Regions from separate parts of the Homo sapiens genome. Here regions 2 and 3 are each linked to region 1. The links are chromatin contacts, found by Hi-C or POLR2A ChIA-PET in ENCODE. All regions are on one chromosome and are shown on one strand. The core of a region is the stretch at or near the end of the contact, and the rest is flanking DNA. Distances in the headings are between cores, read along the strand shown. Region 1 overlaps MSI2 (musashi RNA binding protein 2). Region 2 overlaps MRPS23 (mitochondrial ribosomal protein S23). Region 3 overlaps MSI2 (musashi RNA binding protein 2).

Region 1 (2,666 bases), core at 65-2,564:
CTGTACCCCAGCCGCCTCGGCCAGATCCACCCGAAACTTTCCTTATTGGCATGAGGTGACAGATGGAAGTCAGGGCATCCAGAAGCTTCTCTGTAGCCCTGGCCCTGAGGCTGTGGCTCCAGGAGTCATCAAGTTTGGTTCTAGAGGGGCTCAGCTACTCCCTGCGCTCTTGACTGGAATGACACATGGACCTACCTAGGCTTTGTGTCTGGAAACATTTGGCTGCTTGGGGAGGCATCTGGGATAAGCACAGACCCAACACTCCACAAGGAGCATATCCTTTGGGAGGGGGTCAGGAGGGGAATAGACTCTGACCCTAGCCTGGCTTCTCAGATGAGTGGGGTGGGCGGCCCCAGCCATGGGGCCACCCTTCCCAGTTCAGGGCCACTCCACTCTTGCCCTCCCTGAGAGCAGGCAACCTTACTCTTGTGGCCACTGGTGGCCCCTTTCTGGCCATTAGTTAAGAGAATCAAGAGGCTTCCATAGTGAGTGGGAAGGTGGGAAGGATGGAAAAATAAAAGTTTGATGGTTGAGAACAGGGCAGCTAACTCCCAAAGGTCAGGAAGCTGCTGTCTGTACATTGTAATGCCTGATTTCTGTCCCATTCAAACCCACCTGATTGTATTAAGCTGCAGGGACTGTGGCCATGACAAACGGATGGGCCCTGGGCAAAAACACTCCAACCCCACTCTATCCTCCTTCCTGCAGCCCAGTCCATCCCCCGCCCCCCCAGTTCCCAAAGTCTTGGCTTTGGTGAAGGGCTGGGCACCCAGGGGACCCTATCTCACTCTGCCCAGCCTCAATCTGGTCACTGCTGCATGTCCGTCTGCCTGGGGCAGGCCCAGGGATGCAGGCCATGGAGGCAGAGTTCTACTAGATGTCTCCTGAGCCAGCTCATGGGGGCCCCGGGGCAGGCCCTCTGATGAGACAGGGGCCTTAGCATAGGGTCCACATTGATGTCCTCTCCCAATTATTCCATGTTAAGATCCCTCAACTCTGTCCTCCTGGGACTAGCATCACACTCAGGGGCAATGGCAGCCTGATTACGGAGGGGAGCAGGTTGTGCAGGCTGAGTGCACAGATCAGTGCTGCACCTGGAGGGCCGAGATGCGTGAGCCTTTGCACCTGTCATCCCCTGGAGGGGAAGCGAGGGGAGGAAGTGAGAGGAAAAGCCACCAGCTTCTGGGCTGAGCAAGACTGGCAGAGAATGAAGCACAGGGACACTGACCCCATGGGTGTCTCCAGGAAGGAGTGGTGCGCATGTGTGAGTGTGTGGACCGTGCACCCCCCAGTAACAGCCCTCTTCCTTTAGGCACTGGAACAGCACCAGCCCGTAAGAAATTTCCACGGTGACTGTTCTACATTCTGTGCTGGCAATAGCCACTTGCCACACATGGTTACTGAGTCACTGAAATGTGGCCAGTGTTTCTAAAGGAACTGAAATTTTCTTTTTACTTCTTCTTATTCTTCTTCTTATTTTTGAGACAGAGTCTCACTCTGTTATCCAGGCTGGAGTATAGTGGTGTGATCTCGGCTCACTGCAACCTCTGCCTCCTGGGTTCAAGTGATTCTCTTGCCTCAGCCTCCCGAGTAGCTGGGATTATAGATGCCGGGCACCACGCCCGGCTCATTTTTATATTTTTAGTAGAGACGGGGTTTCACCATGTTGGCCAGGCGGGTCTCGAACTCCTGACCTCAAGTGATCCTCCCACCTCGGCCTCCCAAAGTGTTGGGATTACAGGCGTGAGCCACCGCACCCAGCCAACTTTAATTTAAACCTAAGTTTTAGTAGCTCTTTGTGGCTAGTGTTATTGTACCAGAAAAATGGACACTAGGGAGATGGTGGAGGGTGGCAGTTAAGGCCCAGACCGCCTGGTCCAAATGCAGGTCCTACCCCTTGCGTACTGTGACCCCTTCAGAAGGAGTTTCTACCTCTGTGCCTGTGCCTGGTGGGGGTCTCTGCCTGGAAATGGGAAAGTCTAATGACAGTGGCTGGTTGAGTGCTGGCCTCTCTTGTGGTGGTCCTTCTTGCATGTGCCCTTCTTTTCTTCAGGTCTGGGAGCCTGTGGCCATCCTGAAGCAGCCTGCTGCTGGGGGGCATCTTTGGGGACGGCTTCCTTAGTGCGGGCCGAGGAGTCTTGTTGAGGCCCCTCCCAGATGGGGAACCATCCCAGCCCCAGGGGACACTGGTGGGGGAGCCACCTGCACTCAAACTCCTCCATCTTGGACTTCTGCTTCTGTGCCTGCCTTCCCTGCACCCTCTGACCCACACAATCGGAGAGGGGCACAGACCCCAAAGACCATTCCTCGTAGACCCCCTTTTCCAAAAGAGAGAAGTAAGGCCCTAGAAGCTGAGTGACCCGCCCATGGCCACTTGGCCAGGTGGTATCGGAGACAGGACAAGAGCTTGGGGCTTCCACCGCTGGTTGAAGGATCTGTCTGCCATAGAGCACGGCTCTAGGTGCCCCCAAATGCCTCCTCATCTCTCCAACTACACCCTTCCCGCCCCAATGCTTGGTCTGAGGCAAAGACCAGGCCAAGCCCTCACTCTGCCCTCCTGTCATCAGTGTCAGGGCGCCATCTTCCAGCGACGCGTCTTCACTCCCTTTGCTTCCTAATTCATCTCAGACCCTGACACTCCCAGACCTCCAGGTCTAGGCATGACG
Region 2 (2,666 bases), core at 83-2,582, 200 kb before region 1:
AAGTGATACCTTTCTCTGTAAATAAATGATGGCGTGCCACTTAAAAACCTTCAGCAGATTTCTTTTTTTAAACAAAGTCACTCAAGTGGGACAGTAAGATTTTCTCTGAGGCTGGCACTGGTGCCTGCCTCTGCTCCGGGGAATCCAGACGTGGCACCCGGAGTTGGGCCTCATCCATCCTCAGCTTTCATTTGTGACCAAGCCTGACTCAGAATGGGCTGGCAGTTTTCCTGAGTACATGGGAGTTAGGGCAGAGAACATGATGTGGTGCTGGTAGTCAACGCAAGCTGGCACGGCCTCAGCCAGAAGACTGGAGCTAGGAGCAAGCAAAGGTGAGTGGAGGAGGGGATGGGGAAGGCTGAGACTTCCTGGTCTCTATGTTCTGAGCTCAATTCTAGAATAGCCAAAAGGTGGGAGCCTGACTCGGGCTAAGTTAGTCATGCGTTCTGAGCCTTTGACCGTGCTGGGTGAGATGAGGGATGGCTGAGCAGGTTCAGTGAGCAACTTGGTCGAGGTCACCTTGGCTGGCAGAGGAAGGGCACCTGCCCTCCTGTGGAAAAGACGGGAAATGGCTTTCCTGTCACTCCTAGGGTAGCGCTCAATGTGGCAGGCGGGTCTCTGATTGGATGAGCCCGGCACTGAAGCAGTTTCTGTGGTGATGCTGAACCAGACAAGTGTTTATTGCTGCAGCACGAAAAAGAAAAGGTTGCTAGGGGAAGGCAGAGAAGGCAGGAAGTTAAGTGTTATGTTCCCTACAAAATGTTGCTACTGCCAGCCACCACCACCACCCTCCATCCATGCAGATTACAGACAGGGTTTTTGGGGAATACTAGCTGACAACGAAAATACATTTCAAGTATCATTTTACCCTCAATGAATGCTTTTCCTGGACTGCAACTGAAATAAATGTCAGTCACCGGACCTTCTAGCTCCTCAGTTCTTTTAATTAAAAGATAGTTCTAAGCAAGATCCAGTAGTGGTCTATTTATTATTTATCAAGCATTTTCCTTCCAGCAGTTAGTGAAAGGTCACTGGCTTCAACTGAGCTTTGTTTTTGGTGAGCAGCTTAGATGAAAAAGATATACAATCAATCTCTCCTGTTTGCTCATGGGCAGGACACTGTTTAATAGTCATTGTGGCATTTAGGATCGCAGGCCTCTGAAACATGCAGAAAAGTGCATGTGCATCCCTTGCTGCTGAACATTTCTCCAAAAGTAAACATCAGGTTGTGATTATGGTTAATAATGAGATATTGATTATTTGAAAATGTCACCGCCAGGGACTTGTCGGTTTCAGCACCACTAGATGGCGCTGGACTCTCATGCTGTTCAACTACAGTCATTTCGTTTCCTTGCCTCGGGGTACCTTGCCTTTCAAGGTTGAAGAGTGTCCTTGTAAAAATAATGTTGTGGCTGAAATTTAGGAAGCTGAGGTCCTGGGGTGCTACTGGGATGGGGTAGAGATGGGAGGGGACAGGCCACGGGACAAATGACAAAGGCCTGCCGGGGAAGCGGCACTGTTTGCACCATAATAGGAGCTGGAGAGGAAGGAGCTTACTGCGCTGAGCCCCTGGAGACTCTGCCCAGAGCAGTGTTTCCTAACCTTCTCCAGTCAATGACACATCTGCGAATTTGCTGTGGAGGACAGCGGGAGAGAGAACAGTGCAGGCAGGGAGGCAGAGCAGCGGAAAAAACCCAGGCCTTGGAGAACAGACCTGGGTTTGAAACCCTGATCTGTTGCTTTGTCTGGTGACATTAGGGGAGTTAGTGAACCGTCTGAACCTCAATTTCCTTATCTGTAAAACAAGGGTAACAACGTCTACCTCACTAAGTTGCTGTGAGGACTGAATGAGAACGTGAACAAAGTTCTTGGCGAGTACTCCGTCTTTGCTGTCAGTGCCTAGAAGGCTTTCAGCCACTGTCGATTCCCACTGGGTGGGGAGGAATTAACATGCGCTAGATTAACATTGAGAAGAAACGGTATTGTGTCCTCTTTCACCAGCCACTCGTCTAAACACAGCTTTCTCTATCCCCCACCCCCAGTAGTTACTCTGTCCTTTATCTCCTTCCAAACTTCTAGCACCAAGTAAATGAATCAAATTAAAAAACAACTACAACAACAACAACAAAGGAGGAAACTAGAGAACATCTTGGGAACTATCCGCTTTTGGAACTTATCCCATGCTGGTAGGTTTCACTGGAAAATGTGCATTTATTTAGTAACTTCTTGGATTGTGTATGCCTGTGGGCAAGCGTGTGTGTAGAAACCAACATTTTAAATGACACTCAATGACACTCATTCTGTTTCTTCTTTCCTGCTTCCTTTTTTTAAAAATAGGGACAAAGTCTCTCTCTGTCACTCAGGCTGGGGTGCAGTGGTGCAATCATAGCTCACTTCAGTCTCAACCTCCTGGGCTCAAGTGGTCCTCCTGCCTCAGCCTCCCAGGTAGCTAGGGCTACAGGTGCATGCCACTATGCCAAGCTAATTTTTTATTTTTAATTTTTTTGTAGAGATAGGGTCTCTATGCTATGTCGCTCAGGCTGGTCTCAAATTCCTGGCCTCAAGCGACTCTCCCGCCTTGGCCTCCCAAAGTGCTGGGATTATAGGCATGAGCCACCATGCCCGGCCCTTTTCTGCCTCCTTGCTGCCCCTCTACACTCCCCCCA
Region 3 (2,666 bases), core at 113-2,612, 190 kb after region 1:
AAGGGAGGTCTCCAGGGTGAAGGGAAGAATGCCTCCCTGAGATCCCTTCACCCTTCTGTCCTCCCCATGAAGCTACAATTATGAAATAAATAGTGAAATAATAATGAAAGAAACCCCTGCAGGCATCATCTTTGCCTAAAACAATGACTACTATTGCTACACACCTACTGTGTGCCAGGCAACATGCTTTAAGTACTTCCCATATGGCAATTAATCTACATAATGTCCCTTATGAGGCTGAAATTACATGCATAAGTTTAAATAACAACGAAAAGGAAGAAAGAAAGCACAGAATCAGGCTGAGAGAAAAGGGAAAAGAAAGGGACCCTGGTGAGAGATGCCTTCTGTGCTGGACCTCACAGAGGGACTTTGTCTTATAGGGTCCTGTCTTCCTAAAACAAAGTCTCCAAGAAGTTCAGAGATTTACAACATTATTGAGTCCTGAAGCTGCGATTCAAAACCCAGTTCCAGCTGAGTGCAGAGGTCTGTCTATATGCCAATGATACTTTCATACTTCTTGAAAAAAAATCTACCTCCCAGCAGTGAAAACCAGCCAGCCCAGCTGGTTGCAGGGTGGTGAGGTGACAGAGCAGGCAGTGTGTAGGGCATGGGGACACCTCCCAAGGGATTTAGGAGAGGCAAGAGGGGTGGACCAGAGTTCATACAAGCTATTCAAGAGCCTCAGGGCAGCAATTTAGCACCAAATGCATGAAAAAGAGTCAGCCCTGGGCCTTGGAGGGAGTGGAACCTCTCCCTCTCCTTGGTCAGCCATCTTGTCCTCATGAGTCACCAGGCCCAGGCAAGGGTGTGGGTGGTTCTGCAAACCCGTCCCCGTCAATGGAAACAGAATACAAAGACTTCATCCTCACATTAGTGGGTTACCAGCGTCACTGCCTCCTACAAAGCGCTGCCTGAAAACATCCGTCTCCAGCACGACCAGGTCCCTGCAGCCCTGGGAGAGCGGCAGGGGGCAGTGTTGACAGGAGCAAGCTGGCCAGAGCTACAGCTCCCACCCGGGATGGCCCCTGACCCGAGGCCTCCTCTGAGCCCAAGGGAACCCCTCTGGCCTAGTTTCCTCAGGAGTAAAAAGAGATAGTCCAGGTCTACTCCCTCAAACGTTTCTGTGGCTTAAAATACCAGAAACACCAACATCCCAGGCATAAATAAGGGTACCTGTGGCCTCTTGGCGGACCAGAGGACCAGGGCAAAACCTGCTTCCCCACCTCCTCAGTCCTTACCCTGCACGCCAGGAAATCACATCCACACCCATGCACAGGGGCACATAAATGAACAAACCCACGCTCAGACTCAGTACACAGAGTATGTGAGCCTGCACAGACTGCCATTCATTCAAGTCCCATGGCAGCCTGCCAAATTATAAATAGCCCAGCTCGTTTTTAAGATGACCAGCGTTCAGCAAAGCCCTCTGGCCTTCAGCAGTATATGAGCCTCCTCTTAACCTCTTTTAGCTAGATGCTCAACAAGGAATCCAGTCTGACCCAGCCACGCTACACACACACACACACACACACACACACACACACACACACACACACACACACACGGATAACAAACCCCAGGTAAGACTGTCTGATAAACAGCATCTGACTGATGCTAAGCCCACAGATACGGGGTCCAAAAGGGTATCCAAGTCACAAGAATGACAAACACAAAGCTATTTCAAAGGGAATGAGGGGCACGGCTTCCTGTGCCCCAGCAAGCTCTCAGCAGGCAGACCCAGCTGGCCACCCAGTTCACTTCTCAGACCTCTATTAGAGCACAGGGCACCCATCGCTGCCTCCTCAGCTCACAGTTCAGAACAAGCCCTGCCTCCCCACCCTTTCAAGCACAGTTCAAACTGCCTTGCATGGCTTCTAGGTCAAAACACCACAAGTGACTGGTGGTTTGAAATAAACAGCTAACTCTGGGGAGACCAAACAGTGGAGATAGATCACTCAGCCTCACCCTAAGCTATAATCAAAGAGATAACCATTGGTATTGAATCTTAGCTAGAACAGACCCCCCCTCTTATCCCACCCCAAGCATCACAGACAGAAGTTTCCAATGAGGAATTTCTCAATTCTCTTCATTGTTTCAATTTTCCCCTCTGGCCCTCACACACTATCCCAAGACTTCGGGCCATCCGCTAAGAATCCTGGAAATGTATTCACTTATCAGATTCTTAGGAAATAGTCCAAAGTCTGAGCCTTCTACTATGCTGTGAGCTCCTTCTCTACTAAAAATACAAAAAATTAGTTGGGCAAGGTGGCGCACGCCTGTAATCCCAGCTACTCAGGAGGCTGAGGCAGGAGAATCACTTGAACCCGGGAGGCAGAGGTTGCAGTGAGCCAAGATCGTGCCACTGCACTCCAGCCTGAGCGACAGAGCGAGAGATGCCACCAAAAAAAAAAAAAAAAAGACAAAGCCTATCTCCCCAGTGCCTGGCACAGGACCTGCAATGCCATCCTCCATCTAATGAATGAAAGTCACCTCAAGGGAGGTCCCTGTGGGATGTTGATGAAGGCTTGGGTTGACCCAACTCTCTGCCCGCAAATATCTAATCTCTACCAACAGCCAAGGAAGTGCTTTCTGCAGAGTCCTCCTCGTCCTCTAAATCAGGTGAGGCCATAGTTTGACTACGACATGCCACAACCAGGTTGAGTGCA

The links. Hi-C counts contacts between places; a loop is a spot of excess contacts on that map. ChIA-PET counts read pairs that join two places held with the same protein, here RNA polymerase II (POLR2A). Pooled maps may share reads with other maps.
Region 2: a map with no recorded cell type shows a loop between it and region 1 (2.4-fold over the local background). The contact joins two enhancer-like sites. A Hi-C loop is called at or near these places in 1 of 37 single-sample maps with no recorded cell type and 2 of 50 pooled maps. POLR2A ChIA-PET finds 5 or more read pairs at or near these places in 3 of 52 experiments (H1, WTC11 and activated T-cell).
Region 3: a loop to region 1 is called in a pooled map, with 2.4 times the contacts of the local background. The contact joins two enhancer-like sites. A Hi-C loop is called at or near these places in 1 of 168 maps with a recorded cell type or tissue (B cell), 8 of 37 single-sample maps with no recorded cell type and 4 of 50 pooled maps. POLR2A ChIA-PET finds 5 or more read pairs at or near these places in 1 of 52 experiments (IMR-90).

The regions. Positions count from the first base shown.
Region 1 is chr17:57,628,244-57,630,909 of GRCh38, reverse strand. All of the region lies in intron 10 of MSI2 (musashi RNA binding protein 2), which reads right to left. Among named protein-coding and RNA genes, the nearest start is that of MSI2-AS1, 21 kb to the right of the region's middle. RefSeq lists an enhancer at 984-1,083. Within about 2 kb of position 1,314, at least 5 of the 41 ENCODE cell types and tissues checked have a DNase peak (open chromatin) inside an H3K27ac peak, as active enhancers do.
Region 2 is chr17:57,832,162-57,834,827 of GRCh38, reverse strand. It overlaps MRPS23 (mitochondrial ribosomal protein S23), which reads left to right. Exons shown (of 5, transcript NM_016070.4): 5 at 1-47. Among named protein-coding and RNA genes, the nearest start is that of MRPS23, 17 kb to the left of the region's middle. RefSeq lists enhancers at 385-885, 1,054-1,564, 1,565-2,076. Within about 2 kb of position 1,332, at least 24 of the 41 ENCODE cell types and tissues checked have a DNase peak (open chromatin) inside an H3K27ac peak, as active enhancers do.
Region 3 is chr17:57,439,312-57,441,977 of GRCh38, reverse strand. The region is part of intron 6 of MSI2 (musashi RNA binding protein 2); the gene reads right to left. Among named protein-coding and RNA genes, the nearest start is that of MSI2-AS1, 170 kb to the left of the region's middle. RefSeq lists an enhancer at 720-779 and a silencer at 1,190-1,249. Within about 2 kb of position 1,362, at least 24 of the 41 ENCODE cell types and tissues checked have a DNase peak (open chromatin) inside an H3K27ac peak, as active enhancers do.